Linked DNA regions of Mus musculus: region 1 is linked to region 2. The links are chromatin loops, found by intact Hi-C in ENCODE. Cell type or tissue: left cerebral cortex. All regions are shown on one strand.

What was found. Hi-C counts contacts between places; a loop is a spot of excess contacts. Peaks named below come from ENCODE experiments on the same cell type or tissue, not always from the same donor. Only the 100,000 strongest peaks of a DNase experiment are listed, where the experiment ranks them.
Region 1: a loop joins it to region 2, with 2.1 times the contacts of the local background. A loop is called at or near these places in 2 of 42 quality-filtered maps.

Annotation. Positions count from the first base shown.
Region 1 is chr10:119,866,268-119,871,267 of GRCm38, reverse strand. The region is part of intron 1 of Grip1 (glutamate receptor interacting protein 1); the gene reads right to left. Among named protein-coding and RNA genes, the nearest start is that of Grip1os1, 16 kb to the right of the region's middle. In left cerebral cortex, no CTCF peak of the experiment used is centred here; a DNase peak (open chromatin) is centred at 1,948.
Region 2 is chr10:119,801,845-119,806,844 of GRCm38, reverse strand. All of the region lies in intron 1 of Grip1 (glutamate receptor interacting protein 1), which reads right to left. Gm51815 (a long non-coding RNA gene) reads left to right here. Exons shown (of 3, transcript XR_003949037.1): 3 at 1-5,000. Among named protein-coding and RNA genes, the nearest start is that of Gm51815, 15 kb to the left of the region's middle. In left cerebral cortex, a CTCF peak has its summit at 3,013 (motif pointing left); a DNase peak (open chromatin) is centred at 3,012.

The sequences.
Region 1 (5,000 bases), 64 kb before region 2:
TCCACTCTCGCCCCTTTTCATATGTCCCCTGGGAAAGACGGCTCATCATCTGGCTTTCCCTCATGTGGAATTCCTCACACAATAGAGCAAAAGTTACGTGGAAAGCACATTTTTCTTTTGGGGTTCTCATTTGTAGGGGAGCACTCTCCCGAGTCTATTTCATTTACTACGGGGCAGCATTCGAAAGCTGACTCGTTCCAGAGAACCTAACACTTACAGCTAATTTCTGACATAACATTTGGAAATAGCTCCAAGTGAAAACCCACTATTGGCTTTTGCTGTCTTTATGAGCCAAATGCAAACCGAAGCCCAGGCAAAGGACAATTTACCTGCAAAACGTGTACTTTAGTCCCATTCCAGAAATGTTAAGTTTGGTGCAGGGCTTGTCGTACTATTATTTACTTGAAACAAAAAGCTTGAGAGGGTCGAGAAGCAAGGCACACGCGTTTACGTCTATCATGACCCTATGCTCACCAGTGTGCAATCTGGCAACAGGTCTCCAAATGAGCAGGTGGTTTGCTATGGGTTCCATGGTGTGCCCTACATTATATTAGCTTCATCTAATTAGTTCATAGTTACTTGCATAGAAAATGCCCCCACCAGCTTATGGGTTTTGACACATGCTACCCAGGTGCAGGCTTGTGGAACACTTGGGATATGTGGTATAATGGGAAGAAGAGGGACAAGTAGGGATACACCTTGAAGCACACAGCTAGGCTCCCTGTGCTGGCCGTTTCCTGACCCACTGAGATGTACGGAGTTCCAGCCACACTCACTCGCCATACGCCTTCATCGCCGTGATGGGCTGTGCTCTCTCAAACTGCAAGCCAAAAATCCTATCTCCCATAAGGTGGTCCTTGTTGTCCCCGGTCGCCGTGATGAAAATAACCAGTGTCTCGGTAAATCTCAAGTTATGTCTCATGTGTGCATGCTTTCACTGTGCCCTCCCCCAAACGGCACTCGCTCCCTGATCTGGGTCTGTGCCTTACAAATGGGAAGTGTCACACATATGTTATCTCAGGTAACATGGCAACCAGTGGGTCTCTGCACATTCTTCTCTGGCAATCTCTGGTGCTATAAATAAATCTATGATAGCACCAAATTATGGAGAATCTTTACAAGTGCATTTTCCTGAGCTCCCTGTGAGTCCCCCAGTTCCTTCTTATCACTTATGACAGACAGCTCAGCTCAGCTCAGCTCAGGAAGACGACTGTTTCCAGGGTTTTCCCAGCAGCAGACGGGGACTGTTCAGCCGCATGTCCTGCCTCGGTACCAACAAGGAGACTGTGGTCCTGACCTTCAACACAACAACCAAATGTAGCAGATCCTTGGCTCATGGATTGAGCAGTTGCCCGAAGAGTCTACTGAATGATTTCCACGTGTCAAGCACGTACCTGCCAGCTGTGGAGCCGACTTCGGCAGGCTCGCACTGTGGCTGGGGAGGTCAATAAGACAAATGATAGTGGGAGACACCATGTTCCTCTATAATAGTGGTTGCTCTTGGTTTTTCTTCACTATTACCAGTGTCTGGATTACCTAGGGAGAACATTGCTGCCTTATCCTGGATCTATGCTGTTGGACTGGGGTTAATTCTACCTGTGCTTAGAGAGGGCTTTGCTGAGATCTAATACTGGCCAATCAGATCCCTCTGTACCTGGGTGCACAGTGACTGGTTCCGGCCTCAGACGCAGTGCCAATCCACAAAGAGTCTTTTCTTGGGAATGGAAGGTAGGATGGAAAGTGTTTTCCTGGAGCTTCCAGGTAAGGGCATTGGTTGCTAAAGTCTGGTGACCTGAACTCAGTCTTCAGAATGCATACTCTCGAGACGTGCACTGACTCTGATCCCTGCATGCGCTCCTTGGCAATCTGTGCCCACACACACACGTCTTAAACACCCACACACAGTGACAATAAATACATTTATGAATCATTTTCCTTCCCACTATGGCTGCCTAAGAGTAAAGCCGGTCGGGAGACAAGGTAGGGAGAACCAGAAGACAGACTGGAGGAAGGGGTCAGGGAAGCAGAGAGAGCTAAAGGAAGCGATTCCATCATCGGGGTGGTTAGCCTTGGCAGTGGGCCAAGCTCAGAAGCTGGTAGGGGAAGTGCAGATGTGTCACCATCCAGGCAGTGATGGACTCTGCCTGGAGACACAGGGGAGAGTGACCCCCAAGCCACACTTGCCTTCCTGAGGCTACCCTCCCCAGGAGGATGCCTCGTTAGCTCTACCATGTCCAAGAACACAAACCCGATGACGAAACACCAAGCCTAGACACTTGAATATGCATTATGATTTTGAACCTAGTGCCGGGTACCCCTCTACACAGTTAACTTGTGCTTTTTTTCATAGAGTGGGCCTGCTGCTCGCCTTTGATGCGCCCTGCAGGTACTAAAGGCAGAGAACCCTGCAGAGAAACCTAAGACAACTCAGTTGTTTTTCTCCTGTTCCCTTCTCTCCTCCTGCTCCCAGTACCTCATCAGACCTAAACACAACTGCCATAGCGCTTTCTAGGAACAGCTCTTGTCAACTCAGGTTTGATTTTCTTGTTCCATGCTCTGGAAATGTTTGTTGGTTTGTTTTCTGGGTACATCTGACAATACCTGGGGTATTTTTGATTGTCACAGCTAGGTGGGAGGTTACAGCCTGCATCTTGTGAGTAGAGGCCAAAGATGCTGTTTAATATTGTATAATGTATAGAAAGCTCCATACATTGAAGATTCATCTGGCTTAAATGCCAATAGGGCTATGCTAAAATATTTATGAACTATAATGATCTAGAATTAGTCATCTGTTTTGGTAATTTAAAATAATTTTAGTACGTGTGTGTGTGTGTGTGTGTGTGTGTGTGTGTATGTGTGTCTGTGTTGCTTTCTCCTTCCATGTGAATTCCAGAAACCCAACACAGGTCCTTAGCTTGGTAGCAAATCCCTCAGCCTGCTGGCCCCCAGTTTTTACATCTTTCCCCTTACAGTAAGTTCCTAACAGTCATGGATAGAGTCTGCTCTGAATCTACGTGTTAGAGTCCCAGAGACTCCCAGTAGAGGCACAATGCTTACTTGCCAAATGCCATCATTAAAAAACAAACAAACAAACAAACAAACACCCATTGCCCAAAACATTACAGCAATTCTGACAAAAGATTGCATCCAAGTCCCCATTCCCCCTTTGTTCTACACAGGGGCATCAGCAGACAAAATTCATCTCCAAGTCTGCTTCTCATATTCTACCAGCAGATGTTCTGAGTTGCAGGGTAGTACTTTGGTCTACAGGATGCAGCCTGGTCCATGTGGAAACATTGGCCTTAGGAGATCCCTAGGGTGCTGACCCAGATTATTGAAAGGCCCATTGGCATCCCTCCCACTCTGAGCTTGCCGTGCTGACAAGCCTGAAGCCACATGGAATGATGCTAAAGCCATGTCACGGTCATCATCTATCCAGTTATTCAAAGTGGCACCGTGGAGGTCTGCCTAGGGCCACAGGAGACAGAGGCTCCTGTGGAGCAGATTGGCTTCCCTCCCCAGGAAGAGCTTGGATCCCACTGCACTGTGTCTTTAGTGACTGAAACGTCTTAATTTCTATTTCCAGTCATAACATTTGCTTTAAAGCTTCAATTCAAGTGAACATTCAGCTAAAAATCTTTTTATATAGGAAGCTATTTCTGGAAAAAGAGGTACAATGTAAAAAAAAAATCGGGGGAAAGGTCCCAGTTAATTATTAATCCAAATCTAAAACAAGGCACTAAAATATATTTCCTACGAACAATAAAAAGTAACTTGACTTACAGGCTGAAAGTATGTCCTTAAAAGCTAGTTACTAAGTCATATTGGACCCACTTCATCTAAAGATGCCGACCTTCTCGCATGAGGCAGAGAGCTTTAAATATACATGGAGCCTTCACTTGAAAGCTTGCAAATTCATTCATCTTTTATATTCTATATTGAAATTCTGTGCAGACAATGCTTTAAGATTACCATTGCATACAGTACAGCTTAGTTTTAACTTAGAATGCTTGTTCCTCTCAAATCCTTCTGTCTCTGGTTCTCACTCTACCTAAACACAGGCAGGGTGTGTCAGGGGGGGAGTTTCAAGCACGTTTTCTATATTTTTGTTCTTGTTGCTGTTTTTTTTTTTTAATTTGGCAGCTACACTTAAGTTTGGTTTTCTGGATACTGAGAGAATATAAACACTCAGAATCTATCTTCTCTAATCTAGCCTCTCTGGGATTTTTATTCTGGTCTCTAGCTTTAGAGAACCCAAACCCTTCTAGTCTAGAAAAAAATGTAGACTTTAGATCTTAGACCAAATAAAATCTGTGTGAGCAAATGAATGGATTCCATGTGGCAGATGAAGGGTGAGGCCCCATGAAGCCAGTTAGAAGTATCATGGTAGATGCCTCCCGAATTCCCTGGGCATAGGCATCCTAAATATAGCTGGGTACTTCGGTGGCACTGTACACGCCATGAGAGTATGCAGAAGAGAGGCAAAGAATGGTTTGGTCACTCTTAAAGCACACATCAAAATCAGAACTCTCTTAATGCAGTTAATGGATAGTCTCAGATAGGAGAACGCAACGTCTACTTGTAAGATTATACAGGGATTATTCTTAAAAAGAAAAGGCCTAAGATGATTCTCTGAAATGAAAGCCCTATGCATGTGGGAGATATTTGTAAGAACAATCAAAAGGAAAGGAAGGAAAACCTTCTTCTATTCCTGTAATGGAGTCGCTGGAATTTCCTTGGGCATGGGATTGATTGACAAATCATGGGATCCAGAGCTAGTTCTCATTCATTTCTCTCCCGTCAAGCATCTTGCATGTCGGGTGCTTGCCAAGTGGTTCCCCATTGATTCTGCCTACTGTCCTGATTAAAGAGATCTTAAAGGTGCTCTTCAGACAGAGCCCAGAAACTCATTGGCAAGGGAAAAGAATTCAGCTCTCTATCCAATCTCTGTAGAGCGTCTAATAGTCAGATCAAAGGCGTCGATAGAGTATAATTGCTTT
Region 2 (5,000 bases):
TTTGGGACCTTCTATGCTATTTTGAATAATGATACCATTTTCCATTCCTACCTACAGTGTCTAGGGTTCTCCCCCCACCCCCACCACATTCCTGTCATTCTCTGAACTAGGTTTTCGAGGGACATTCAGGAGCTTGCTTGATCCAAAGGGAATCCCAGGAGGATGAGACTTTGGGCCTGGCACAGGCTAATGAAAACCACCAGCCCTACATCCACTGCTTACAGGAAGAAACAAAACTGGTGAGCTGTGAACAGAGCCCCAAAGTAATGGCCCAATTTACCTTTGAAATATAATAAAATGTCTTTTAAGCAGGAGATTAGAGACTTTCTTGGCATAATCCACAGCACAGGACAGCTCTGGAGTAAATTTACACCCTGTCCTTCCCGCTCCCCACCCCCCTCCTTTGGTGTTCCATTATCAATCTCTCAGCGGGGCTGGGATTTCAGCAGAATTGGAAATAACAGCATTCTGCAAATCCCTGCGCGGTCCTGCTGTCCCCCCTTCTCCCCCATCACACGCGGATGCCTCTGAGCTGTTGCAGATTAAAGGTAATTCTCGGTCATTACTGGTGTCATTTATCACCCTCCCTGCGTGTTTCTTTTGTGCAAACCTTGAGGAAGCCTCACTCATTTGTGGAAGTTCAGACTCTAAGTGGAGAATGAAGCTGTGGCCTTTTTTCCTTCTTTTTCTCTTTCCTGGGCAGTACTTCTAGGTGTTTCTTAGGATACAGCCCCTTCCACTGCTGCGACGATGACAGCCAGGGCCAAGCTTGTCAGGAGACAAAAGACAAGGCCATCTATCACCATCATTTGGAAATCTCATCTAGCGAAGGATTTATGATCTGCTGGGGTTCAGAGGAGATTAAAAGAAAACAAAACAGAGGTTGAATAAAGAATGTCTGCTGGCACATGAAGACGAGAGGGATTTCAGAGGAGACCCGAGGTGATTGGCATGCAGTCAGACGTGCCACATGACCCAGGACACTGTGCCACACCGGCGTGGTCGGGGAGAGTTGGAGACTGCTAAGTGGCATGGTTGTGCCATTTGAAGAGCGGCCCACCTCCGGAACATCTGATGTGGACAGGAGAGAGGGGCATGCATACAGAACTGTGGAACCAGACTCTTATGGTCAACAAGCTATCCTATAGGCTAGACACAATGACAGCCTCGTGCCTCAGCCTTCCTGGTTTTCCATGAAGGGGTTGGTTGTTATGATCTTAATTCAAGATGTAAACCTAGAACTCCCTCCCCGTTAGAAAGTAACCAACATTCAGTAAATGCTAGGCTGGCCTCCCAAAAGCCACCAGTGACCCACTCTCATTGAACTGTCAAGAAGGGTAGAGAAGTTACCAAGACTATTTACAATAGCCTCAGTACAGGGGTGCTGCTGGAATGTGTTATTGCCACACATGTCGCCATGCCAACAGCATCTCTCTAGTCATCCTAGCCGTTCCAGAGAGCCAGGTCTTAAACTGGACGGGTGAAACCTCTGTCTTAACTGGTTATCAGACTGGTGGCTTAAGGGACACTTTGTAACCTATAAATGTACTGGTTTTGCCTGAGTGGAATTTAGAAATGACTCAGCTGCATAGCTCACTACAACTTGTGCTTCTTTTAAATGACACACACACGGGGCTTGCCTTAGAGAATTGATACAAGTTCACCTCACCTAGTGCCTACAGTTTTGTACGGTGACTCTCGGGGGGGACTGAACAACAGAACCCACCTCTTCTAAATGTGGACCAAATACGTCCCAGATTTCCCCAGTGGCTTAGCAGGCTTCTTACATCCACTGTAGCTTGTCTGAATCTTCTAGGGACTTAAGATTCTTGTCTCTTCTTATAGGTTCCCTTGGGTGATGCACCTCCCAGATACAGTTTCTTCCTCTTACAATGTAATTTGATGAGATACACCCCTCCACAGCTCCTTCTGGGACCAACACCCCCCCCCCTCCGCCCCCAGCTACCCAATGGAGCCTCTCTTAAAAATCCACCAAGTCCAGTCTCTGCTGCCCACATACTCTTGGCTATGTGGCCTTCACTGGAGGGTGGTCCACTCACCGGGGGTTGCCCTCTTGAAGAAAACTGATATGCCCCCTTTAGCAATTATTACTTCCCAATAGCTGCTGAGATGGGGGTGGGCGCTCATGCCCTCTTCTCCTCTCTAGGCTGGATTTTTGTTTTGCGTGAGCTTGTACAGACCTTGCACGTGACGCCTCAGCTGCTGTGAATCCACACGTGCAACTGCACCACGGTATCCCCAAGACACTGTTTTCCTGTCGCTAACTCCTGCTCTGATCTTCTTACAAGCTCCCTTCCCCTTTTAGTGCATCTGTCAACCCTCCCTAGAGAGAAGCTTCCCTTGGCAGTCGACAGTGATCCACACAGACACCCACAACTGCTCAAGGTACAGAGAGTCAGAGACTCTGCAGTGCTTGGTCTGAAGGAGACATCTTTGGTCTTACAACCTCTCCTCCCAAGGCACAGGCGTCCTCAGGGAAGAAGAGCTGGGAAGAACGTAAGAGTCAGATGCATATTTTAAAGCTCCAAACTGGTCCAAGGAGGCGCTCCTGCTGGTAAAATGCGCACCTGCGAGTGGCCCTACTGTGTGCAGAACTTCCAGGAGAACCACAGGTTTGCTCTAAATCTTACAAAAAATGCTTCTTGCTTTATTGGCTTCGTGAGGGACAGGGAAAGCCCATACTCGCTCTTCCTCAGGTTACAGCTATGTCAGGGAGGTACCATGAGTCATGAGTAAGTTACTCGGGTGTGGAAAATGAAAGACTCTGATTAGGAGGATGCTTGTGAACAGATGACAAATGTAGAGGGTGACGTCATTGCAGTCAAAGTCTCCATATTTACAAACATATGCACTTACTCTATCATTTCACTACCTAAACTCTCCTCACCTTTGTCACTTTTCTCACATAGAAAGCCACTTACTTATAGCTCTGGTGGCATCACTGAGAGCATTAAGGTAACATCCATTGTCAAGACACTTTACTGCCATCTGCTGGTAGAAACATGCCATTACTCACTACATACTCTGGCTAAGATGTGAATGGTACCCCATCCATCAGCTCTGATTTGGACAATGTCTGACCACTCCCAACAACCTGTGAGCTCTGAGCATCTCCACGAGGGGGAGCAGCGGAAAGCGGTTGCTACGTTGTTTTGAAGAAAGAAGTTTAAGGATAACTTTAATACTCAAAAGAGAGTGGAGTTTCTGCGAATTAATTATCTCTTTCCCCAGAGCACTTTATTCCTTTCTGTGGTTGTGAAAACCAGGCTTTGAATTCTATTCTGACCTGACTGTGCTAGAAGGGACATGGGGATGCTATGTCGTCGTAAATGTTTGATATGACTATGATTTTACTGCTCCCCATATCTGCCAGAACCAGCTTCTTCAGCCGACAGTGAAGAAAACAGAGAATGCCTACCAGCAAGGCTTGTATTACTGTCAGGGGGAATGCTTGATACAGCACAATCAACAGCGATATTAACTGCTGTTGACTCCGGAGGTGATATTAATTATTGATGCCGTTCCTGTGATCTCACGTTCTTCCCAATGTGCAGAGACATTGTTACTCTAGTTTCCCATCTTACAATCACCATTATTGAGACGTTTCTATGTCACAGAGGTAGACCAGAGTCTGAGTCTGCAACTCTGCGAACAGGTACCCTGTGGCCAAGGGCGGAGCCAGTGCCAGGCTTAAACTAGTTAAGATAGTCTGCTTTCACACTTGAACTGGGCCTGATGGCTCCCTGGACCCTTGAAGTCTTATGGAGGTCTGTTGATGATATTGTCATAATGCCATAAAGGAAATGGAAATCATAGAGTAATGACACAGAGAATGGCTTCTTGGTCCTCTATCTACATCACTGTCCTACTGACGTCATGGCGACTTCAACAGGAGAAACGCACTGGCTAAGAGAATCCGCTTCGGGAACTAGCTGAGTTGCTGACCGCAGAAGGGCACAGCGCATGTGCAGAAGACCCTTACGCGCCAGAGAGGTCTCTGCTCAAAGCACAGTGCTGACAGAGCACGCAGCCCAAGCCTTTTCTTCCTAGCATCTGTTTATACAAATTCTGACCAGGTGGCAAACTCTTCCCCTCTGCTCTCAAGCAACAGGATGCAGGACAGAGAACACCTGTTCCAAAACTGCTCTGATTAGCTGGAAGCTGGCAGGTATAGCAAGGGCTGAGGGCCACTCGGCAGGAGAGGATCCTGCTGCCTTGTCAGCCCTTGGCTCTGCTCCTGATCTTGGCTGTAGTCCCTGTCGGTGGCTAATGGGATTGATCCACGGGCATAAATCTTTAAACTCCTGCTGGCAAGTGCGACGTTATCTTATCCAAGGCCACCACAGTGTGCCACTGCTATCTAAAAGCAAATGTTTCCAACTTGAGGAAGATACTGGAGGTGCAGGTAGGGGTGTGATGCCCTCCGCTCTCACACAGCTTCCGGGGAAAGTGTGTCATTCAGGTGATTGTGCATGCACACGTGAGTGGACGTCTTTCATGATTTATGTATGCGAGTTTGCTTAGAGAAGGTAATGATAACCAAGTCAGCACGTGCTGGTTGGAGAAATAGAAGCAACACTCCCAGGGGAAACTTAGGGGAGCAATAAATAGAGGGGGAGGTGAAGAACACTGTGGGAGAGTATCCTAGACAAGGGAGTGTGTGCAGGACGGAGGAGACCGAAGCTCCATGAAGAAGGAACAACATGGGAGATTGGAGATGGGGTCTGAAGGGAAAGGACAGAGCTCAGGGAAGAAGGGACAGAAGAGCCGAAGTGGGAGGAGTGGGTGAGAAGCTGGTGTGTCGTTGAAAAGCCCCATCAGGACAGCCCACTGCAGCATGCATGCACTGGACACTCCTTAGGGTGTCTCAGCCATGGTCCCTCAACCCAACAGGCACACACATTTCGGCCGGCCCTTTTAGGTTTCTAAGGATAGAAAACTCTCACACAGAATGCTGTCATGTTAGTATCTGCTTGCTG